5 separate regions of the Homo sapiens genome follow, and all the other regions are linked to region 1. A link is a loop called in an ENCODE intact Hi-C map of the cell type or tissue named here. Cell type or tissue: heart right ventricle. All regions are shown on one strand.

The links. Hi-C counts contacts between places; a loop is a spot of excess contacts. Peaks named below come from ENCODE experiments on the same cell type or tissue, not always from the same donor. Only the 100,000 strongest peaks of a DNase experiment are listed, where the experiment ranks them.
Region 2: a loop joins it to region 1, with 3 times the contacts of the local background. A loop is called at or near these places in 32 of 110 quality-filtered maps.
Region 3: a loop joins it to region 1, with 2.1 times the contacts of the local background. A loop is called at or near these places in 15 of 110 quality-filtered maps.
Region 4: it touches region 1 in a loop (3-fold over the local background); 15 of 110 quality-filtered maps call a loop at or near these places.
Region 5: it touches region 1 in a loop (3-fold over the local background); 3 of 110 quality-filtered maps call a loop at or near these places.

What each region holds. Positions count from the first base shown.
Region 1 is chr3:65,410,119-65,415,118 of GRCh38, forward strand. The region is part of intron 12 of MAGI1 (membrane associated guanylate kinase, WW and PDZ domain containing 1); the gene reads right to left. Among named protein-coding and RNA genes, the nearest start is that of LINC02040, 240 kb to the left of the region's middle. In heart right ventricle, a CTCF peak has its summit at 2,727 (motif pointing left); a DNase peak (open chromatin) is centred at 2,683; H3K27ac peaks cover 3,231 bases.
Region 2 is chr3:64,528,656-64,533,655 of GRCh38, forward strand. It overlaps ADAMTS9 (ADAM metallopeptidase with thrombospondin type 1 motif 9), which reads right to left. Exons shown (of 40, transcript NM_182920.2): 38 at 4,511-4,615. Among named protein-coding and RNA genes, the nearest start is that of ADAMTS9-AS1, 30 kb to the right of the region's middle. In heart right ventricle, CTCF peaks have their summits at 1,992 (motif pointing right) and 2,193; a DNase peak (open chromatin) is centred at 1,986; H3K27ac peaks cover 346 bases.
Region 3 is chr3:65,339,632-65,344,631 of GRCh38, forward strand. No RefSeq gene overlaps it. Among named protein-coding and RNA genes, the nearest start is that of LINC02040, 170 kb to the left of the region's middle. In heart right ventricle, a CTCF peak has its summit at 2,657 (motif pointing right); a DNase peak (open chromatin) is centred at 2,667; H3K27ac peaks cover 269 bases.
Region 4 is chr3:65,332,444-65,337,443 of GRCh38, forward strand. No RefSeq gene overlaps it. Among named protein-coding and RNA genes, the nearest start is that of LINC02040, 160 kb to the left of the region's middle. In heart right ventricle, a CTCF peak has its summit at 2,035 (motif pointing right); a DNase peak (open chromatin) is centred at 1,894; H3K27ac peaks cover 1,157 bases.
Region 5 is chr3:65,167,614-65,172,613 of GRCh38, forward strand. All of the region lies in intron 1 of LOC105377127 (a long non-coding RNA gene), which reads right to left. Among named protein-coding and RNA genes, the nearest start is that of LINC02040, 4.8 kb to the right of the region's middle. In heart right ventricle, a CTCF peak has its summit at 2,852; a DNase peak (open chromatin) is centred at 3,268; H3K27ac peaks cover 5,000 bases.

The DNA of each region.
Region 1 (5,000 bases):
AGATGGATGAATTGTCTCCATGCAATTCCTGAGAAATAAATGGTCACTCCAGAGAAGGTGTCATTGAAATGATATGGATGATCCTATTGTTGCTACTCTTGAAAACATGTGAAGTATGCCTAAAGGTTGAAAGCTTAGTGCAAAAATAACTAAAAAGTATTCAGAGCCTGTCTTTGACATAAATTTATTCTTCGTACCTGCACTCTAAGTACTAATATCTTCTCATTCTGCAGAAGAGAAAACCAAGACACTGATGGTCAAGTAACATGGCCAATGTCACACAGTCAGGTGAATAGCTGGGGATACTTGGTCTAAAACCAAGCCTGTGCTTTTAAACTATATGCTGTCATTCAAAGGTTCCTTAATTATTTTGGTTTAGAGTCTACTACGATAAGATTAATCCTATAGCCATTCATACATACCAAATGCATTTACAGAAAATTTTTAATATAGCTTTATGAAATACATGGACCTACCACTGACAACTGCTAGGTCAACGGGGTCAAGGTATCTAGGGCTCATAACTGCGACATGCATTTGGGAAGACAGTTCTTTTCTACAGATAGCCGAAGAGTGTATGCACAGTCAATCAATTTCTTAACACATCCCTGATATTTTACTCCAAGTCTCAGTACCTAAATCACTGGTCATTCAAGGCTACACATGCTAAAAATACAACGAGATCAGTCTCTGATTTGGGACAATGAAGCATGTCTTTAAAGCTACACAACTAACAGGTTGACTGGCCACAAAAACTCAGTTTCAAAGTGGGCAGGAGCTTTTTCTAGCTTGCAAATGTTTCCTGACGCTACCTAATAACAAAATTTCTTTTTTATTAATGGGCTTAGAGAAAAGATATGGAATGAGTCAGAAGTGGAGTGAACTATGGCATCTTCTCTCCAGAAAGGAAAGAAAAAGAACCGTTAACTTAAAACAACCACTAATTTGTCAAGATGTACCTACCACGAGGTCAATCTTTCTACCCTAGGTAATATTCCTACCAAGATCTACTTTTTAAGGGTAGAATTAAGCTAGTTTCTCATATGGTTCTAGGAAAGCTCTCTAACTTTATGTAAGTTAAAAATATTTGTAATTGTGGCATTTAGAAGTCGGGTCTTGTCTTCATCTAAAAATGCTTCTACCTCTAAGGAAGACTCCTTAACTACCATACCGACAACTTGAGGCTTCTAGTACCTATATTTCAAATTTGAATTGCTTTTTATGCAAATACTTAAGGGTTGACCATGTAACCCATTCCTCTTATCAACAGCTCATTCACAGAGGTCTCCCTAAGATAGGTGAAACTATGGTGGCCTGATAGCCCCATGCAGTTCCTACAAATTTGAGAGGGTGATTTTTAACTACATAGGATGTACGGGGGGATTATGAAACAATAGCTCAAAATAGCTCACCAAAAGAAAACACTGATAAGGATTCCTTTTCTGGGTTGGAAAAACAGGATGCTGTGTGGGCCCTTATTTTAAGGTCACCGGCCCCAAAGGAAAACCTATCACTGTAATTGGTGCTGAGAAGCTTGTAGGTTAAAAAATACACGCTGGGGCCCTTTTCTTTTGCATTGCTGACTTTTAGGTTGTTTCTTATCCCAACTGCTTATTTTTAGTAATGTAAGTTAGGCTCAGGACCAAGATAGAAACCCAGAATAATATCCGGGCTTTTAACCTTATAGGACACCAAACCCCTGAAACCTAAGACCCTGCCTGAGGCTTCTTTTTCTCTCTCCCACCATATCCGTCTCCAAACGCATTCTGAATCCATCCAAGTTCATCTCCACTGCCACTACCTTCTCTTGCCTAGATGACCACATGAGTCCAGAAACTGGTCTCTGCTTTATGGTTTATCCTCTTTATTATCCGCACCGAGGCCAGAGACAACTTTAAACGGCAGAAATCAGATTGTACTGTCTCCTGGCTCCATGTCCCTATGGCTTCCCAAAACCATTTCAATTAAAGACAAACTCTTTGTTCAGTGTCCCACTAAGCCCTCCTGGATGTGACCCCTCCTATCTCTTTACTTCCTCCTCCTGGACACACACTCCAGCCAGGTTGGCACCCTCCACTGCGGAACTGCCTCCTTGCAATTCTCTGGGCATTTTCTCTGGCTGCTCCCTCTGCCTGGAACTCTATGCCTGCAGATCTATGTGTGGGTGGCTCCTGCCTTTCACTCAGGACCCTCCTCAAAGGTGACTCCTTCAGAGAGCCAACCAGAGATCCAGGCAGGCTACCAGCAGATCTGAAGTGGCCCTTTTCTGACCCACTTTATTCACACAACCCAGTGTCTTTGTTTTCATTGAGCCTATCACTCTCTAAAATGACCTTGTTTACTTGTCTATTATTTATATTGTTTATTGTTTACTTATTGATTGTCTCTATTTCAGGGACCTATTCTATTTTATCGGTCTATCCCTAGAACAGTATCTGGTCAACAGTTCAATAAACACCTGTATCTCTCAAATGCATGTATGAATGTGCAGAGCTCATGAAATGAGTTTACACCTTGAAAGCTGCAGGAAGAGCTGATGAGGCAAAGGGGAGGAGCTGCTTGGCCTTTCTTTTTATAGCCATCATTGCTGCAGTGACTGTTTAACAGCTCTTGATCCTTGGTCTGTTCCTTGATTTATTGGTGAGCTGCCAGGTTCGGCTCAACTCACAACTGCCTCACTCAGCACAGAGAACAAGGTTCCGCTGTGCCACCTGGTGTCCTGACTTCCCATCACCACAGATGAGCTTTGGTCTCAGAACAAACTGAAAGCTCAGAGGGAAACACCAAACCCTATAAGCTCCCCACTCCAGCAAATGGATATGTTCTCAAGGATTCTTTGAGATCTAAATCTTCAGGTAAGGATAGCTTCATATCCTTACTTACTAAAGCAAACTTTTATTACAGCACTGGGTTCAATGCCTCTCAATGCCTCACTCTTCCCTACAAAAAGCGAACACATGCTGATGAAAAAAAATCTCAGATCCTTTTCTTAGGGCAAATCCATGAATCTCTTGAGCAGTTTCAACAGACTGATTGATGTGATGGTCACTTTTTGTCACAAGATACTTCTGCAAAATAGGAAAATTTTCCAGCTTGCTCTGGAGGGGGGTACATTGTTTGGCAATTTCAATTAGCTTTATTCCCAAACTGCTTAATTGCAACAGAGGCCATGCCTGGTACCATATCAAGCTTTACTCCAATATCTTAAATTTAAGAAATCATATAAGCCTTAGAAAACACAGGTCATGGTTAACAACAGCAAGGCGATCGGGCTTCAAGTCCTGCCGCACTGCATTATTCAAAGTGTCTGCAAGTCAGACCTAAAGAAGTCATTTACTGAGGGGTCAGGTTTTCCAAAGAGCATGGACATACAGTGAGCAGCCCCATTCATCTCCCATGGAGATATTAAATGTCTTCAAAATCCTCTTGCTGAAAGAGTATCTGAACTGGTCTAAGTGATTATGTGACTTAGAGGGAAAAAAGCTGTTTCCTTGACTATGTCAATTTCTAATGAATTGCTGCCCCATATAGCTATGAAGGGCAGGAGACGCTTGGGCTTTGTTCAGCTATTAGATTTCAGGTTTCGGTGAGGCAGTGCTCACTGTACCAATTGGATTTGCTTAAAGGCTGAGTACAGGAATCAGTTTCACCCACATACACCCCAACCCACACACTATCCCAGTTAGGACAAGCCTCAATTAGAAGTAACTTTTATAGGTCCAGTACATTGGAGATGCAGGAAAATGCAAGAACTGTGAGGCCGTTTAATGAAATATTTTAGTTGGGAACAAGATGTGTAACAAAGCATTGCATTTATGGCAGGGAAGAGTAAGTACAATGGAAACGAAATACATGCTGACCCAGTAAGCACTCAAGTCAACAACTTTCTCACTGTGGAAAATAAATGCCAAGATCCTTTTGCTTTCTCTCTTGTCTGATTCTGGCTATTTCCTACTGTTTATTTATTTCTTGGTAAATGAAGCTCTAATCAGGCTTTGAGTCAATGCAGATGGTGATCTTAATGCAAGCAAACACAACTTGAAAGGAATTTTTGAAAGCTGTCATAAAGTTTCTGAGACTGCTTTTTACATACAAGAAACCAGCTATGGATATTTTGGGGTGCCCTCGAGCACACTAAAGGTGCTCGGTTCACCCCATTTTTGTCTTGCTTTTGGATTTCACTTCTCTGGGTTACCCCGATAACTTATATAGGACAAAAGAGTTTCATAAAAGGGCGTGACTAATAGATGTTATAGATGTTGCGTTACATAAGAGTGACGAATATAACCCCGGCCTTGAATCCGAACGCTTTCTTCCTGAATGAAGATCTAGGGGAAGCAATGATCAAAGAAAGAGGGGAGCTCCCATTTGCTCTTCCCGAGGTTTGGATGCCAGAGCCCCACTCACACATTACTTCGGCAGCTCTGCTTTCGTATCCTGTTCTATTCTCAACCTCCTGTGGGCCTTTCCCTAGAGCAGTGATTCCTGGATTTTACATTTCATAAGCCAGCAGATTTTGAAAACATAGAACTGAGCAATTGATCCTAAGTTGCCAATTCTTTCTTTTGTGAACTAAGAACATTAAAAAGGAGGAGATAAATGATAACAACCTTTTCATAAGAAAAAAAAGAGGCACTGGGTGTGGTGGTTCACGCCTGTAATCCCAGTACCTTGGGAGGCCGAGGCAGGCAGATCACCTGACCAGCCAGATCAACATGGAGAAACCCCGTCTCTACTAAAAAAAAAAAAAAAAATACAAAATTAGCCGGGTGTGGTGGTGCATGCCTGCAATCCCAGCTACTCGGGAGGCTGAGGCAAGATAATCGCTTGAACCCGGGAGGCAGAGGTTGTGGTGAGCCGAGATCATGCCATTGCACTCCAGCCTGGGAAAAAAAAAAAAACAAAAAAAAAAAAAACAGAAGAAGAAGAACATCATTACCTATAAAGAAGAATCTTTCATATTGGAAAATCTTCACTTCATGAAAAACCTACTACTCCAT
Region 2 (5,000 bases), 880 kb before region 1:
TTAGTCACCTTGGCCAACTTCCGAAACAATATGGCAAACCTCAGGGCTATGAAAACGTTATAACATTAATAGCCAGTACTTGTGCTCCTGCTATTTGCCCAGTAGGATACCAACAGCTTTACATTTTTATTTCATTTATGTTTCACAATAAGTCAATGAGAAAGGGGCCACTACAGTCCCCATTTTATAGATGAACAAACTGAGTCCCCCCTCTCCCCACCCCCATTTTCCTGGAAGTTAAATAACTTGCCCAAGATGGCAGAGCCAGTGGGCACAGACTCTGGCAGTCAGATTTCAGAGTCCACGTGCTTCACCTCTGGGCTCTGCAGCCACTGACGGTTTTCACTGTGGCACCAAGGGCTGAGTTGCGGCAGGTTGGAGAGGCTGATCCCACCACCTGCTCAACTTAACATCCCAAGAATTTGACCTTATTCTCACCTTGTTATCCCAATCTCCTGGTGACAGCACAGCTGGGAGGAAGACACAGATTTAATGTATGTAAGCTGCCCAATAAATAGTAGCTATTTTAACCATAATTAGGTTAAAACCAGAGAAAGAGTGCTCTCCATTGTTCACAAGGAAGTCAACAGTGAACTTGATATTGAGACTGATTTTGACCAGTTCTGCTCTTGGAAGTGAGACAGCGTTACTGTTCTTCAAGTGGTACTGGAGATCTAGTTTTACCTGAATCAATACAGCTTTCCTTTAGTTTTGCTTGGGGAAAACATTTTATTGCCAAGGAGGTTTGGAAAATTGAGGTTTTCATTTTTTTTTTTCCCTTCTGTAACTCCTGGCAGAAAAGCAAAAGAAAGTGAGGAATGATTATTTGAGAGCTGAAACAGGGCTATTTGGAAAAGAGAGTATTATAACTGGCCAGGGTCTGAGCATCCCAGAGAAGACTGGGCCACAGGCCCTCGGGGGCCAGATCGTAGTAGGTATCGAGTGGGAACAGGATATGGCACAATTCTTGAAGTGTGTTTCATGGAACCCTGGTTATTTGGGGGAAATTACAAGCTGTAACTTCGAAAAGAAGTTTTTGTGCTTGGCTTCATTTAGGTTAGTGGTTCTCAAAATGTGACTCCAGATCAGGGGCATCAGCATCACCAGGGAAATGGTTACAGATGTCAATTTCTGGCCTCTCCTCAGACTGATCATGTGGTGGGTTTTGTTTTGTTTTGTTTTGAGATGGGTCTTACTCTGTTGCCCAGGCTGGAGTACAGTGGTACAATAATGGCTCATTGCAGCCTTGACCACCCAGGCTCATCCTCACCTCAGCCTCCTGAGTAGCTAAGACTACAGGTGCACACCACCACAGTCAGTTATTTAATTTTTTTTTTTTTTTTTTTTTTGTAGAGATTGGGTCTCCCTGTGTTGCCCAAGCTGGTCTTGAATTCCTGGGCTCAAGCAATCCTCCTGCCTCAGCCTTCCCAAGTGCTGGGATTATGGGCACAAGGCACTACATCTGGCCACCTGCTTGTGTTTTCACAAGCCCTGCAGGTGATGGTGAAGCACTCCTGAGTTTGAGAACCACTGCTTTAGTGGAATGCTGGCTAAAGTCACACAGGTTTATTTCCTGTATAATTTAGTCCCACCTCACATGCTAATGCTTACTGTGACTCTTCAGGAAGGAAATACAATATACTAGCATTTTCTCCCAAAAGTGTTGGGCGGTGGAAGCCTATTTTCAGGTAGCATTGCTAGGACATGCTTCTCTGGACCACACGGGGGAAGTCAGACAGCATTTCTCCAGACAGCCGGGGGCTAGAGAGGGCTCAGTCCCAGCTCCCAGATATTCATGAGGAGTACTCGACAGGCCCTGGAGATTAATTTTGAGCTCACACTCTCTGAACTGCCAAGGAACACCAAGATTTAAAAAAAAAAAAAAAAAAAAAAATGCCGACAGGCAATTGTCATACCCAGCTCCCTCCAGCCCAGGCATCTCCCAAAAGTCTTGGGGAACAGCCAGTGTAGTGATCATTCTTTCCATAAGGTGGCGCTCCTGGCTTTAATTATTTTTAGTTTCTGGCTGAAACGGTAGTAACTATCTAACGAATAAAATTATAATTTAGGTTACAGTTTATCTACATGGGTTTCCTACAATCACATTTTTATTTATTTATTTACTTATTTTTTTAACAGAGCCTCACTCTATCACCCAGGCTGCAGTGCAGTGGCACTAGACAGGCAAATTTTTTGGTTCTGGGTCACTGAAACATACAGTGTATTTCAAAACATCATGTTGTACACGATAAAAATATACGATTTTTATTTGTCAAGAGAAAAGAAACATAATGTATAGATTTTGGAGGGAAGGAATGGGGAAAGAACATTATAATTTCGGGGCACATTCTAAAGCTCATGCACTCTCTCTCAGCTATCTTTATTCCTTTCAGTGCAAGGAAAAATATTTAATGACTAATTTACAAGTAATCAATATGACTATTTAGTTAATCGGATTTGAGGACATTGATTGGCTGAGATGGAGAAGAGAGAGAGTGAGATAGCTTTTTTTCACAGACACAAACTTAATCATGGCAGCTAGAAAAAGAGATCAGGAAACAGATTTTCCTGGAATGTCCCAATTGGACGTTTCTCCTCTTTCTCAGGTGAGGGAGGCAGGTTGAGCTGCTTTTTTATAGTCTTATTTTGATTAGGTAGAAGTATTTGCAATAGGGTTTTCAGATTTAGAAAATAAAAATACAGGATGCTTGGTTAAGTATGAATTTCAGATAAACAACATATACATGTTTAGTATAACTATGTCCCATGTAGTGATAACAGTACACTTATTGTAAACAGTGTTCATTGTGTACTTAAAAAAAAAAAAAAAGAGATGGTGTCTCACTTTGCAGCCCAGCCTGGAGTGCAGTCGCGCAATCATGGCTCACTGCCCTCTTGACATCCTGGGCTCAAGGGATCCTCCCACCTCAACCTCCAAGTAGCTGGGACTACAGGCATGCACCACCATGCCCAGCTAATTTTTAAAGTTTTTGCAAAACCAGGGTCTCACCACCTTGCCCAGGCTGGTCTCGAACTCTTAGGATCAGGCGATCCTCACTGTGTATTTGAAATTCTAATTTAACTGGGTGTCCTGTATTTTATCTGGCCGTTCTGCCTTGTAATAAAACCCTACTTTCCCAGCTCTCTTCTTTGTCTTCCCCTATTTCTGAGGCAACCCCAGGCAGGGCTCCTGGCTGAGATGGGACGGGAGAAATGGGCCATGCCTGGGTAAACTTAGACATTTTTCCACGAGCCGGGTTTCTGCCCCACGTTCTCAGGACTTCAGAGGGAAGGCTGTAAGTGGCAGCGGTTTCTGACCTGGCTGTACATTTGAATCATTTGGGGAGCTTTAAATTCTACTCCTGCCAGGTCCCCCCACCCTTAGAGATTCCGATTCAGCTCATCTGTGTGGGAAGGACCTGGGCAGGTGCATTTAAAAATTCCTCAGGTGATTCTACTATACACCCACGGTGAGAAACAGTACACAGTCGACACGCTCCTCAGTTTACAATGGGGTTATGTCTCAATAAACACATCGCAAGTTGGAAATATCATTAAGTCAAGAATGCATTTAATATATCTAACTTTCTGAACATCACAGCCTAGGCTAGCCTACCTTAAATGTATTCAGAACACTTGCATTAGCCTATAGCAGGGCAAAATCATCTAACACAAAGCCTATTTTATAATAAAGTGTTGAATATTTTGTGTAATTGATTGAATACTGTACTTAGTGAAAAACAGAACGGCTGTATCGGTACCTGAAGTAGGGTTTCTACCGAGCGTGTTCTGCTTTTGAACCATGGTGAAGTTGAAAAATCAAGTGGAACCGTCGTAAGTCAGGGACCATCTGCACAGCACAGTGTTTCTCAAGCTGTACTGTGCCCATCACCACCTGAGACACTGTTCAGCTGTAGACTCTGACTCACTAGGGTCTGGGACCCAGAACCTGCATTTCCAACGGGCCCCCAGGTGACACTGATGCACTGCGTAGACCACACCTTAACCACCCAGATTTTAGAGGGTGAAAAACTTATTATTGTAGACCCTGTGTATCTCTAATTCTCCAGATATATCGCTTAATAAGTTATCTGTCTTCTAGCTCCATCTGTATTTCAATTTTTCTAAATAAAAAGAAGAGGTCATTTCCCCTCGGTTCATAGAACGAACCGCAAGCTGGCTAACTGAAAGATATCTGAGCCACACTCTCGACAGAGGCTTCTTCCTGCTTTTACCTCCCTGGTTAGGTGGTTTTTCTAATTACTTGGATGGTTCATATGTTCACCTCTCGAGGAAGAATTCACCAGAAGTGAACAAGGCTCTCACACTTTAATCACGTGTAAACACTGCACCCTAGGTTTATTTCCTAAATGGTCTTCCTGACACTACAAAATGGCTTAAGTGGGAAAGCACATTCGTTTGCTCCTTCAGCACCACTACCACAGTAATAAAGACAAGAACGAAAGAAAGAAATAAAAATTCATCTCCCAACCCATCTGTAGAACCTTACCGGCGACTTCTTGATGTCAGAGACAGCATAATTCCCTTGTGATATCCATCTGGCAGATTCAGTTAAAGACAAGCCGGTTCCATAAAGGTTGATGCTAAAACGACCCTGGAAAACACGACCAACAAAAGAGATTTTCAGTCCATGTGATGTCCTCAAAAAAGCAAAGGCAAAGGTGATACAATAAAAGGTACTTTGGAAAAGAGAAGGATGTTGATTAATTGTGATAGCTACTAATTATTGATAGTATTTAGTTTTGTTTGTTCAGGGCCAGCCATTCTTCATGCATCATGTTAGTCATCCTCGAAAGAGCTCTACGAAGGAGGTTTTCTTTACAGATAGGGAAACTGAGGCTTAGCGGAAGTGATTAACTTCTCCAGGATACGGTAGGAGTCCAACTCACATCCTCCTGACTTCAAAGTCCTTGCTCCATTCGGCCTCCCTAACACAGCAGTCCTGATGTTGCTCACAATTATCAGATTCCTTCAGGAAC
Region 3 (5,000 bases), 70 kb before region 1:
GAGTACTTTCCTCCTCTCATCTCTGCCTCCTTTATTTCTCTCTCTGCAAACTGGCTTTAGCCTATGTAGTGATAACTATGTGATGGAAAATGGCTGTCTCATTGTTCCTAGGTTTTATTTTTCTCAGCTGGGATTGAGCTAAACTGTCTTAAGTCCTAACTCCATATCCCTGAGAGATCGGACTTTATTTGCCCAGCTTAGCAAATAAAGTCCACTCTGGTTCAATCATCTATAGCCAGGGTCAGAGACAACAAACAAGGTTCCCAGGACCCCTCCTTTGTGGGTGAAACAGGCACTTAAGGGGTTGTTGGGAGTCACATAAGTATACGTCAAAAGAGCTTATGATAGGAATTCTCTCCAGTTTTAGGAAGAGATTTCAATAAGAAGGAGGAAAAGAGGTCAACCCTGTGATGTCATCAAGTCATGTATTCAAACTCTCTTGATTCCGCACAGCCCTTCAATTTTGTATGTTCTCCCACTCATCAGGGGCATTTATGAGGATGATCTAACACACTGAGAAGATTACTAACAGTTTACCAGTGTCTTAGTTTGGGGGCCCTAAGCAGAAGGCTCCGAGTCAGAGATTCGAGGGCAAATTGCTTATTTGGGAGGTGAACCCAGTAAATGCCAATATGGGAAGAATAGAAGGAGCCAATGAACAGTATTAACAAGCAAATCATCCCTGTGGGCAACTGCGCTTAATCCTGCTGGGGAACTCTGAGAACAGTGTGGATTATCCACCCAAGGTCTGTCGATCATGGGTTGAGGGCTGCTGGTCACTGCCAGCCTGCTTGCCTGCATGAGGAGAGCTGGCTCCACCAGCCAGAGAAAGCTCACAGGCAGTGAGGCTCAGAACCTGGCCATGGGATGGAGGTCCAGTCGGTGTATTCTGAAACAGTTGCTGGCCATACCAGCAAGGGGAGTGGGTGTAACAAAATAGGGAAGGCGTACATAGGTACATAGGTGACAAGATCTTACCTGCTTAAAAAGGCCCACACGAGGAAGAGGCAAGTGTAGAAGCAGTGAGACCGACCAGAAAGCTCTGTCATGAGTCCAGGCGCAAGACGCCAAAGTCTTGAAAGAGCATTAGTGGGGAGAAAGGAGCGAGCTGGTGGGCAGCTGGGAAGAGTTATAAGGAAGGAAGTGTTCACAGGAATTACTAATAGATCAGAAAGTGAAAAGGATGACTCCAAGGTGGATTTGGTTTTGTTGGTTTTTATTTTGTCCTCTCTGGCCTTGAATGAGCAGAATTTTGTGAGGTAGTCCAGGCCAATTAGAAGCCAGGATGCAGGAAAGGGCCAGGCCATGCTCTAGGACTGGAGGCCTGGATCTGGGGTGAGTTGGGGTCTGATTCTGCGAGGCACATGCTGCCCTGTCTTTCAGCAATCAGTGGCCATCAGAAGCTTTTATGGGGGAAGGGTGCCATGATCAGATGTGTTTTAAAAGGTTATTTTGGCCAATCATGAAAATTGGATTGTTAGAGGAAAGTGTAGAGGCAAAGGGATCCAGGTACAAAGTTAACATAATCCCGAAAGAATGAGATGGGAGAGGAGGGTAGACTTACAGCAATGACATTGGCATTGATGCAGAGGGATGGTCAAAAGAGTAGGTGATTGATTGTATGTGAGGTAAGTGAGAAAGAAATGGGTTAAAGAAGGCTCTGAGGTTCACCACTGGGTTGATAGGGAGGATGGTAAAGCTTTTCCCTGAGCTACCGGGCACAGGCAGAGAGGCAATTCCAAGAGAAGTCATTTTCTCTTTGGGAGGGCTGCCAGATACAATGCAGGAGGCCCAGTTGCATTTGAGTTTCAGATAAACAACAAATCATTTTTTAGGGTAAGTATGCCCCCATGAAATAATTAGGATATACTTACCCTAAAAGTATTTCTCCTATTTCCATGTATTAGATCAGTGTTCCTAAACTTTGCTGCAGATTAGAATCACCTGGGGAAGATTTTAAACTTCCAGACTGCACCATGCAGTACTTGGGACATACCCTCAAAAATGATTTGTTTATCTGAAATTCAAATGTAACAGAGCCTTCTGTATTTTTAATCACTAAATCTGACAACCATACTCTTTGGATGTGCTGAGTTTAAAGTGTCTGTGGGACAGAGTAAGCAGGTGCAGATATAGGTCTTGCATTGAACGAAGAGGTCTGGGCTAGAAGTGCACACCTGAGAGTCACATATAGTAGATTATTCAGCCTCTGGTTTGCACACCTGATTGCACTTTGGAATCACCAGGAAAGATATGCGGAAAAAACAAAACTACTGATGATCAGAGATTCTCCGTTAATTAGTCTATGGTGCAGTCTGGAAGTTTGAAAGCTCCCCCATGTGATTCTAATATGCAGCAAAGTTTAGAACCACTGATCTAAGCAATGGAAATAGATGAAATCACCAAAATGGAAACGAATGCCCAAGAGGGATTCCTGGGGAGCCATCAGTGCATAAAGCGGGCAGAGGGACCAGGAGAAAACAAAGGGAGGGTACGCATCACAGGGGGAGGAAGGAAACATCAAAGCCAAGGGGAGAGAATCCAGGAGGCAGTGGTCCCCTGTGTCCAGGGCTGCAGAAAGGGAAGAGAAGAAAGGTAGCACTAGACTTGTCTATTAGGACAGGTGGCCTTGGTGGCTGAGGGCCACCAGGGGGCGATGTGGAAGCCAAATTGCAGGGGGTGAGGCGTGTATGAGCGGTGAGCGAGGCGATGCACCAGCTAACTTGGTATTCATAAGCAAACCCTTTTACTCCTCTTTTTCCGTATCTGAAAAGCAAAGAAGATGCCACCTTCCCTACTAGACTACCAAGAGGACGAAAGTCAGATGAAAAACAAGGTGCTGTGAAATTTCTTTTAGCTTGAGGTTCCGGAAAGAATACAACACCGACTTTAGAACAAGCACTCCCACCATCATCACCTCCCAGGTCAGTGACCATGGTCTTGATAGCAGTCTCTGAACCTCAGTTATCACAACTGTAAACAGGAGGTAATCGTACCTATCTTAATAGGTGTTCTGAGGAATAGATGGAGTCCCAGGACAGTGCCTGGCACATTGGAGGTGTTTTTGGCTTCAATTTTTGTTTTTTTTCAAACTGCAAAGGGCTGTGCAAATACCAGATGATGATGATAACAATGATGATGGTTATAAAGGAAGAAGGAGGCAAACTCTAGAGGAGTTAAAAGATAGAAGCCACACAGAAAATGAAGATTTCCTGGATGTAACCTGTGGTTTACTTGATAGAGTTTCAGCAGAGTCTCGTCATCACGCTTTCCTTTTCTGAAAAGGGCAGGGGCAGTAAGAAGGGAAAGAGGGGGAAGAGACAGAATGAATGAATAACTATGAGTGAGAGAATACACCATTTCTCTAATTTACCTGTTGGGGTTTCAGGGGTAACAACTTGAAGTCTTCCCTCACTACTAAGGGATATTAATTTCCCTTGGGGTGTTTTCCTCTTCATCTCACCATTAAAAGAACCTGAAAATAGCTATCACAAATGAGGTTTGCATTTTTCCACTGCTGACCATGACTGCTTATTCCAATATCCTTCCTCCCGCCGAACTGCTCAGGTATGTGAGACGGCAGGCAGGATCAAAGCCACTACTCGGGTTAAAAATTGCCTAATTTGCCGAATTATAATAGAACTCAGAGTGGACTTCCTGTCTTCAAAGCACCTTACAAAAGTTAACTAATTAATCGTCATAACACCTTGTGAGGTGTGCATTATTATTACATTCAAGGTGAAGCTTTAGTTAGTGGCTGAAATTTAAATAAGGCCACTTGATAGAAGTAACCCAACTGAAAATGTAACCAAACATAGAATGGCTTTGGATTTCACAAACTGCTCTCCAAGAATCCTGTATGTTATGACTAAGCAATTGAAGACTGCCTCAGCAGCCATTGGAAACATAGAAAAGGAAATCGTTTACTGAGATACCCGCTGTTTCAAAGAAGCATTCAAATCAGCAATTTCGGAGGGATGCAGACTTACCTAAAATTACATGTTCTGCAAAATTAAGATGTCAACGTTCTTTGAAATTATTCTCCCAATTGCAAGGCCCCAGCAAATCTTTATCATTTGGCTTAGAGCAGAGTTTCTCAACCTGGGCACTGTTGACACCTGGGGCTTCATATGGTTTGGCTCTGTGAGCCCAGGCAGATCTCACCTTGAATTGTAATAATACCCATGTGTCAAGTGTGGGACCTCGTGGAGATAACTGAATCATGGGGATGGTTTTTCCCATGCTTTTCTAGTGAGATCTGATGATTTCATAAGGGGCTTCCTCCTCTGCTCGGCTCTCATTCTTTCTCTCCTGCCACCCCGTGAGGAGGTGCCTTCCAACGTGATCATAAGTTTCCTGAGGCCTCCCCAGCCATGTGGAACTGTGAGTCAACTAAACCACTTTTCTTTATAAATTACCCAGTCTCAGGTATTTCTTCATAGCAGCATGAGAACAGACTGATACAGAGCTGGATCATTCCTCATTATGGGAGGCTTTCCTGTGCATTGTAGGGTGTTTAACAACATCCCTGGCCTCTACCTACTGTATGCCAGTAGCCCACCAACCTCTTCCCCAAGTTGTGACAATGAAAATGTCCGCAGATATTGCTAACTGTACCCTGGAGGCAAAATTGCCCCTGAGAACTACTACCTTAGACAAGAGGTCAGAGTATTTCTCTCCAGTATTGCACATATCCAGAGAGCCCCTGTAGATTTAAAAAAAAAATGTTTTTGTCTTCCCTGAGCCATTACTCTGATCCAAATGAACAAAGAATTTCAGATTTTCCCATGACATGAGGGGACGTGGGTGAGCCAGCACAGAGGGTCCTTAAAGATGCACAAAATGGTAAATGCTGAATTTTGGTAACTGGGTGCTACTCACCCAGACAACTCAGTCTGCATAGCGACTGGAAAGAGAGCTGGAGGTGTCTGCCTGGGGCCCAGAACTTTTTAAATCCTCCCAGGCTTCCCACTGGCAATGCTAATTTTCAAGGAAGGCTT
Region 4 (5,000 bases), 78 kb before region 1:
TCCACATACCTACCACGTGATACTGGACAAGTGACCCTGCCCCTCTAAGTCTTAGTTTTCTCTTTCATCACATGGGGATAGATACACAAGTTTCTTCACAGAAGCTCTTCTGCATTATGAAGCTTCTTAAAGGAGTTAAATAAGGTCACTTTTGTTGAGCACTTACCACAGTGCCTTTGAAAGTCCCGAAAAAAACATTAGCTGCTATTACTCTCACCATCACCATCATTATTGTCCATTCATGCTCTCTCAAAAGGCATCCAGGTCCTCTGTTAAAAAGCCATTACTGACTGAAAATTGCAAACGAGGAGAAGCTACCCAGGTTTGAAGAGGCGATGCTTTAATAGAGGCTAAACATCAGCACAATGTCAGACTGTTCTGAGCCCCTGGAGCCAAGGCATCCATCAATCTGAACATGAAGACCACCACATGTACACTGTAATGAAGAGGCCAGTGGGGTGGGAGATCTGTCTTTAATCCCTTAACTGTCCAAACTTGGGCAAATCATTACACTCCAAGGCCTCAGTTTCCTCACCTACAAAATGGGCACAAAATGATCATATACACTTCCCAGGGTTATATGGGATTATAAATGAGAAATTGTGTTGTCATGCCACTTTACAAAGCTTTAAAACTCAATACAAACGTAAGGGCTTTTGTTTTTCAAAGCCAGTTGTAACTGTTCTTCAGCCGATGCCCAGAAGAAAAGGCTGGGCTGAGGCAACTCAACCTTAGCCAGGCCCAGAGTGCTCAGAGAATGAGGCTAGAAACTCAGTCAATTACCCAAACAATTTACCACAAACAAAGCCATGAGGTTGAGGGGATCCACCAATTAGCACACCCACTAGAAAGACATCTCGGATTCCTTAATGAGTGGCATCTCAGAGGCCCAGGGAAGGGAAGTATATGAGCCCAGGTCACAGACATAGGTACTGAAAGAAGCCTGATTAGAGTCCACTTGTGACTGAATCTATATGGAAACATAAGCACTAGGCTGGGGTTTTCACAGAGAGTAACAAGTCGTATTTAAGATTTTCACTGTAATCCCAACACTTTGGGAGGCCGAGGTGGGAGGATCACCAGAGCCCAGGAGCCTAGACAAGATGGTGATACCCCGTCTCTACAAAAAATGTGAAAATTAGCCAGGCATGGTGGCATGTGCCTATAGTCCCAGCTACTTGGGAGGCTGAGATGGGAGGATTGCTTGAGCCCCGGAGTTCCAGGCTTCATTAAGCGACGATGGCACCACTGTCCAGCCTGGGAGACAAATACTGTCTCCAAAAAAAAAAAAAAGATTTTCAGTAAAAAAAAAAATAGCTCTTAATAACAGTCCGTCACTTTAGTAGGTACTATTCATACTCTATTCTGAATCCTTCCACAAACTCTAAAATGGTAGCGTAAATCCCATTTTGTGGGGGAAATCGAAGCCCAGAGAGGTTCAGTGGCCGACAGTGGGTCACGCAGTGTTTATGCATTTGAATCGAAGTTGACCCAACACCTTACAAAAGCTTGAATTATTTCCACTCTGTGACCTCCTGCCTCATGTTCCATATATACTACTTCCTTGAAACATTGATTTTCTTAGTCACTTTCTCCTGGGCTTGGCTAATTTAAATTTTGCAGCCAACACAACTGCTGCTCAAATGTGATTCAAAGAGCTTCAGGGCTTCTCTCAAGTAGAAGACCTCAGAGGGATTATGGAGAGGGAACAAATGCAGCTTGTCTCCTAAGAAAGAAGTAATTCAGCCTAAGTGAGGCTAGAATCAGGCTAGTCTGCAGGCTACTTTCCCAGCAAGAGCCAAGGGAGGTCAAGGTTGACAGGAAATCCTAAGTGAGAAACTGAAGTGCTCAGCTGCACACTGCGAGGGTTGCCAAGAAATTAATTCACTGAGGAACAGGCTTTGGAGCAGAGAAAAGTACACCACTTTTGATAAGGGCAAAAAAGCAAGCTGACAGCAAAAGTCTGGGACCTTCTTCCAAGGAGAGAGTGGCATCCTTCATTTTGCAACCCTGGGGGTGTCCAGCTGGGGGCTCCCTCTGACAACCAGCCATCCTTCATCAATTTCCATAGTAATCATGGCTATTTATTCAGCATGAGAAATGAGCAGTCAGTTGGTGAATGTGGGGAGGAGGGAGCTAGAGAAGCAGGGGTGAAATGGAATAGAAAAAAAAAATCTATAGAAACATTCAAAGGCTGAAGTTAAAATGTCCAATGTTAAAATACTGAAATGCCAAGTCTTTGAAAAATAAAACTGGAAGTAATCTTTAAGTTCAGAAAAGTCAAGAAGGCAAACTAAATGACTTTTTTTTTAAGTGCATCACTTTTGCAAGAACAAAGGACACTCACAATTTTACGTTCCCAAAAGAGAGCCAGGAATTCATGCTGTCTTTAAATTAGGATAATCATTTCAAGGCTTCCTCTTATTGCCAAGTTGGTGCTGAAGGAGACTGGTAATTTTGTCTCGGAGGGGAAAGCTACAGAGAATGTGAGGTTATGCAAGCAATTAATCCAATATTGACAGTGGGGTTTGCTGATAGACAGACAGCTCATGTGTGATCGGGCTCCAGGCTGCCTAGCATTTCCACCTCACTTGTAGCCATATTTGAATTAGAAAGAGAAATCAGAGGTGTTCAAGAAATAAGTATTTGGCGGGGAAGTGGGAGTGGTGAGAGTTTCTGGATTTTAATGAAAATAGAATTTCTACATAGGAGGGACTGGCAACAGGGCATGGGGAAAGCATGGAAAATTGGAAGAAGAAAGCTAGGAAAATTGTCTTAAATTTGAATTCTCATAAGCAGCACAAACTTTTCCTTCAATTGTATGTATATGTGCAGTAGCTTAAAAGGACTGATAGAAAACCCGATGGCTTGTCTTCTCCCTAGCCTTGTGTGATCTTGAGCAGGTTAGCTAACCTCTCCAAGCCTCAGAGAGCTGTCAGCATATTTTGAAGGCCCACTATGTGCTGGATATTGGCCTGGATGCTGAAGAACCAGTGGCAAACCAGGTAGAGCTTCTGCCCTCAGGAAGCTTACATTCGAGTGGGGATGAGAGACAAAAAACAGAAATATATGCTCAAATTCCAGGTAGTGTCAAACTGGATGAGGAACTACGGAGTGATGGAGGAAGAAGAGGGGAAAAGCCCTTTTGGAAAGAGTAGGTGGAAAAAGTTTTCTCGGAAGAGAAAATATTTGAGCAGAGAACTCAACAGGGCAGGGCTTCTCAACCTCCGCACTGCTGATATAAGGCCAGATAATTCTTTATTATGGGAGCTGTTCTGGTTAATGTAGGAGGCTTGGCAGCATCCCTGGACTCTACCCACTAGAAGCCAGTAGCAATCCCCTATCCCAGATGTGACAACCAAAAATGTCTCCAGACATTACCCAGTGTGCCCTGTGAGGGCACTCCAGCTGAGAACCACTGGAAGTACAGTAGGAGAGAGAATGAAAGAGTCAGTCTTCCAGGTAGAAGGAAGGGCCAGTGAAAGGCATATAGGTGGGAATAAGCTGGGTGATTTAGAAGAACAGGAAGAAGTTTAGAGCACGTAGACTGCCGAAGTCAGAGGAGAAGGAAATGGTCAAAGGGAGAGTCAGAGAAGTAGTGAGGAACCAGATCACATAGGGCTTTGTAGATAGCCGTGGGAGGTTTGGAACTGGAGTGGCAAGAGAAACTACTGTAAGGTTTGGGCAGGAAGAGGATTTGACCTGATTACACCTTGAAAAGCTCACTCTCGCTGCTGTGTAGAGAACTGAACACAGGGCAGAACAGAAGCAACAGGACCACGTAGGAGGCTTGTCCAGGCATCAAAACGAGACACTCGTTCTGTAGACTGTGGTGATGGCAATGGGGATTTGGAGATGTTGCCAGATTTGAATTCTACTTCAGTGGAAGGACTGATAGAATCTGATGATGTATTGGATGGGAAATAAAAGGAAAGGAAGCCAAGGAATTGCCTAGGACTGGACATGAACAACTGGGTGGGGCTGCTGCCATCAAATGGGACTGGGGAGAACTGAGCAATAGCAGGTTTAGGTGGAGGAATCAGTAGGCTGTCTTCTTGGGCAAGTCTACTTCGATATGCTTCTTCAGCATTCAGGTGGGGGGTTTGCATAATGCTTGACACATAGCAAGGGATCAGTCAAGGGGGCAAGAAGAGGGGAAAAGCAGACATGCCTGGACAATAAGAGCATAAAATGATTTACATGATTTACTTCACCACGGCTTATGAACTCCTCATTTAAAGTATGCATCTCTCTCATATATTTCAATTAAGACAAATTTAGATAGAATTTTTTATTTGTTGGTTTTGTTTTGTTTTAAACAGAGTCTCGCGCTGTCAAACAGGCTGGAGTGCAGTGGCGCGATCTTGGCTCACTGCAATCTCCACCTCCCGAGTTCAAGTGATTCTCATGCCTCAGCCTCCCGAGTAGCTGGGATTACAGGTGTGCACCACCATGCCTGGCTAATTTTTGTAATTTTAGTAGATACACGGTTTCGCCATGTTGCCAAGCCTGGTCTCAAACTCCTGGCCTCAAGTGATCCACCCGCCTCAGCCTCCCAAAGTGCTGGGATTACAGGTGTGAGCCACCTCACCCGGCCCAAAAATTTTATCTGTCTCATTCACCTGTACATTTTTGCTTCCAATCTTTTCCTTAAATATGAGAGTTGATAAGAGAAATTATTTGGGTATCTGGAATCCATCATCCACGAGAATCTTGGTTAATCTTCATGACTCTCCCTCTGTTTATTTATTAAGGAGTAAATCAATGGCAGAGTTAATTGAAACAAATCTCTTTAGAAAATTTTCCCTATGGTTTCTCACATTCCAAAAAAAGTTACACTCCTGGGAGAAAGATTACACACTCTGAGCTGTTAACTACAGAAAAAAAGTGATTTTTAAGGAGTTTAAGGGTGATGTTTATATTTAGAGCAAACTGGGCTCCCTGTTGTTGAGTCGAGAAATTGCTATTGGTCATTATTTAAATAACCTCCTGCTGATTCT
Region 5 (5,000 bases), 240 kb before region 1:
ATCTACTCCTGTTTCTCTCTAAGCAGTTACTTTCTGATTAAAAACACATCAATGACCACAGCATCCCTAAGATGGTGACTTCCGATCACAAGTCTATGTGACTTTCCAACTCATCTCTCCAAAGGAAACTAATTCAAACTCACGCTAATTTCAAAATCCATGGCGAGAGATTCTGAAAGAAGTCATTTTTTGTCTACCCCTAGTCCAATCAGAGGAGCTGTGAAGATTGCCACTTTGGGGCATTAAGGCAGGGTCTCTGAGAAAGCAGAGAGACAGAAGAGGAAACAGTCCCAGCATAACACAGTCCCCACCATAATACAAACAGATCTCAAAATTCTTTAGGGTCTTTCTGTTATGCCAACCTATTCACTCATGTGATACAGAAATGGAGACAACATTGGATAACTCTCCACATTCAGGCTAGGCAGAATTCCCAATCCCAGCCTTCTCCATGTGCTCCCAAAGTGCAAGCTTCACCCCAGACCAGTGAAGTACGATGAGTAAACCTCAAGGAATAACATAAATGCCTATAAGCAACTCCAGCTTAATTTCTAACTTGTACCAAATATGCCAGATACAATGAGTTCAAATCCTGGCTCCATTAATTAGCTATGTTGCCTTGGGCAAGTCACTAAACTTCTCTTTGCCACATTTTCTTTAACTGTAAAATGTAACCCTCACGATTTTTGTGTAAACCTCATGATATCCCTCCTTCATAAAATTCTGTGTATCATGATTTTCCACAGTGGGACTATTTGGTAGTATTCTCTTATACTTAAACCCCTGTTAACACTTGTAAGTTTTCTATTACCTACCCACCCCTAAATGATGACAAGGCAAAGTCAGAGAGCGTCAGTGTGGAAATATAAATCTGACTTCTCAACCCAGCCCTGAGCCCAGACATAGTGTTGCTTTGAAAAGGCACTAAACTTGGGCCCCCAGATTGTCACCTATAAAATGAGGGAATTGGAGTGATTGTTTCTGTTTCCTTCCGGCCTTATTCTAAGAATACCCGTTAAGTGTAACAATTATTTTAAGACTGAACTTATGGTAACTTAAATGTTACCGTCATGGAAAATTAAGATGCCTTTGTTAAACAAGGGAAGTACCAGTGTGCTGTCAAATATGGAATTCTCTTGTATAAATGTGACTGGAGAAAAAAAATGTGAGAGAGCAACCTCTGAGCAAGGCTTCTGATAGTCTCTGAGGTAATATCCTGAGAGGATATGGCTTCTTATTAAGAGATCCCGGCCCAGCACAGCAGAAGGAGGAAGAAGCAGCAAAATGTTTTCCCCTGTGATATGTTGCTGGTCTTTCACAGATCTGTATTGTTTTTCCTCCCTTGTTTCCATTTATTGGTTAACTACTAATATTAATAGTTTTCTTAGCCTTGTAGTAACCCCCATTTGTGATTTAGAAAACAGATTCCAAAGGCAATCCTTGTTTCACTGGAAGTTGAGATTTTGGCTTGCTGTACCTCGTGGCCTTCTGGGTTCTGACGGAGGCTTAACCTGAGAAGAATATTATGTCTGGTTAAGGAACAGAGCAGTCCCTGAGCTGCCACAACTATAGATCCTTGGTATGCCAGGAAATATACTTTTGTTCCAGGATCCTTTTCAAGTCACTACCCAGGCCTCTCCAAAGAAGCAAATGCCATTCTGTCTTGATTTTCATCCTGACATGGGCTTGGGCACAAATACATTGTCCAGCAGCATCAAACACTGTTCTGCAGAGGCTTCATCCTCAAACCATCCTATCAAAGAAATAACTGCAGGATACTCAGCCTCACGGTAGAACTCATTGTGACTACAAACCCTGTTTTATATACCTAATCACATTGTCCATAGAAAAAGCAGGAAGCCAGCCAGGTGAGGTGGCTCACGCCTATAATCCCAGCACTTTGGGAGGCCGAGGCGGGCAGATGACAAGGTCAGGAGTTCAAGACCAGCCTGGCCAACATGGTAAAACCCTGTCTCTACTAAAAGTACAAAAATTAGATGTGCGTGGTGGCAGGCGCCTGTAATCCCAGTTACTCGGGAGGCTGAGGCAGGAGAATTGCTTGAACCCAGGAGGTGGAGATTGCAGTGAGCCAAGATGGTGCCACTGCACTCTAGCCTGGGTGACAGAGCAAGACTCTGTCTCGGAAAAAAAAAAAAAAAAGCAGGAAGCCAATCAGAGAAGCAAAATTATTTCCTTCGTTTTGTTCTGTGTGAGATAGGGTCTCGTTCTATTGCCCAGGCTGGAGTGCAGTTCTGCAATCATAGCTCACTGAAGCCTTGAACTCCTGGCCTCTCACATGATCCTCTCTCCTCGGCCTCCCAAAGCACTGGGATTACAGGCATGAGCCACCACACCTGGCCATAATTCATAGATAGATATGAATGGGTATGATATTTCACACTTGAGAGAAATAAGGGAGGTGGGAAAAAATCATTCTTTGAACAATTGCTACTTGTCAAGCTTTAAATGCATTGTAAAATTAAATCCAAATAAGAACTCTGGGTGTGGCAAGGCAGTCTACTTCCATATTACAGAGCTATGAGGCAATTTGCTCGAGGCCACTCAGCTAGTAACAGCTGAGCTGGGATCCGAACCCAAGTCTGTTTTTCTCACCACTTCAACCACCAAATGCCCATATATCACTTGAAATAACTGGGGGAATTCATTTTCTAATTTAGATTCATATTGATGCATATTATATGATGTTTCTTATCTTGTGAACAAGGCTTATTTCTATAGCGTTTTCTTAACATCCCAGAAAGTAAAATTTTTCTCCAAAAGAGACTCTGAGAATTTTAATATTTTGCTTACTCAAAAAGGCAGATTACATTCTGCATTCAAAACAAAATAGCTCCCCCTACAGTTTTTGCTCTATTCTCATCCTCGGCTTTGGCAAACAACACAGAGAACCCCTAGGTCAGATACCAGAAGGCAGAGCTGTGCACTTGCCCCTTATTGATGGGAATAATTATTGGTCCATCTGCTTAGAGAGGATCAGCGTTGCTACTCAGGACAAGGAGGCAGCCCTTTAACATTTCCTCACTTTCTTAAGTGTCGGCAACAATTAGCAGAATAACTCTGTAGTTGCTAAGAGTCTCGTGTTGATTTTGACAGGCTCCAGGCTGGAGTAAAAATGTGCTTTCTGGAGGCCAAATTCCCTTCCAACTTCCAGTGCATAGCTGGCAAAGGCAGACACTGTCAGCTATTCAAGTGCCGAGATTCCTCTGTGATGTCATGAGTCCCAGCTTGGCCCAGAGCCCACTGCCTCCCGGTAACTGGTTGGAAACTTGCAAAGCTGTGCGTCAGCATCACGTTAGGAACATGGCACCTACGTGCTCTCCCATGGGTCTGCAACGAGGGAACACCACTGATGATGCAAGGACTGCTGGGAACTTCACTATAGTTCTGGGTGCTCAGTGGCCCTGGGGACGTCAATAATTTGAACTGGCCTAACGTCATTTACTCTCACTATCCCTTAGAAAAATCAGCTGTCTCTGCCTCTTTTGGATTTGGTTCTTTCTCCTAGGTAATTTCCCAAGGAATTTTTAGGTGGAGGGAGGTGGAAGACCCTTCATGTAGTCCATGCAAGACCTACCTAAGTGGACAAATGAAGGAAGATGGATAATAATCAGCCACCTATTGATAATGTTAAGAAAAATTAAATTAGCAAATGGAGCTAGAAAGTACCCTGAAAACTTTAAAGGATATAGAAATAATAATTAACATGTGATGAGCTCTTAACATGGGCTAACGACTGTGTTAACAACTTTACATGTAATATTTCTTTTAATCCTCAAACCAGGCTTATAAAGTTCATTCTATTAATAGACCCATTTTGCAGAAGAGAAAACTGAGTTGGAGAAGTTAAATATTAAAAAGATGTCAAATTGCACAGCAGAAAATTAACTCTATATCTGTATGACTCTAAAGCTCATGTTCTTAACACTGGATAGCACTGCTTCCCCAAAACAGAAGTGCAAGTTAAGTAGCAATTTATAGTGGAAAGTATAATCAGATACTAGGAATGATACTCAGATCCTGAGAAAACTGAGATTTTAAAACATGAGCATGCTTTCTCAGTAAAGTTGCCCTTTGCACCCGTAAAGTGCCTCTTACCTCGATGACTGAACATGACAATTAGTGTGTATAGAATGATTTGTGACTTTTTAAGAATTTCCATATGTGCCATTTTATTGAATCCTCCCAGTAATCCTATAAGAAACACAGGGCAGGAATGTCTACTTTCTAGATAAAGCAACTGAGGAAGTTAAGTGACATGGCCAAGGTCCCATAATTTAAAAAGAGGAATCTACTGATTCTCAGTTCATAGCTTTTTCTACTTCCCTGAGATGCCTGACTTGGGAACAAATGGTAACTTCAATTCTTCCACCTCTTCCCTACAGCAAACCTAGCCCTTGGTATCTGCCTTTCTCCATCTTCTCTAAAGAGATAACAATCCTGTCACCCACAAACTTCTGTGCATCCAAGGACAGGGTTTAATAAATAACTTATTTGCGCCCTAATCCTCCCTGCCTGTCAATATTTGCTGAATGGCTTCTTTAGAAACCGCCCCAAGTTTTCTTGACCAGCTGAAAGTGATGAGCAATGGAGATAATTTACAAGGCAGGAGGAATGAATGAGAGTTTGGCGGACTAGACATTTGGGGATGATATTGTCTAAATTGGTTAATTTCTTTTAATCAAGTGGCTTAGTTCAAGCCATCATTAGCTCTCCCATGTCAATGGTATAAGTGGAATGACCTCCTAAAAGGTCCTGCTGCACCCGGCCAACCATTTGGATCTGTTTTTTAAAGTGAAGCCAATTTAATCTTACAAAAAATGTAAGTTCCTCTTGGCTTTAAGCCTTTCAAATGCTTCCCAAGGCCTTTAGGATTAAAATAACAAATCCTTATAATAACATATGACCCCGGCTTACTTGTCCAACCTCTGCTCGGGTCACTCCCCAACATGCCGCATTTCCCCTCTCAGTCTGCACCCTCA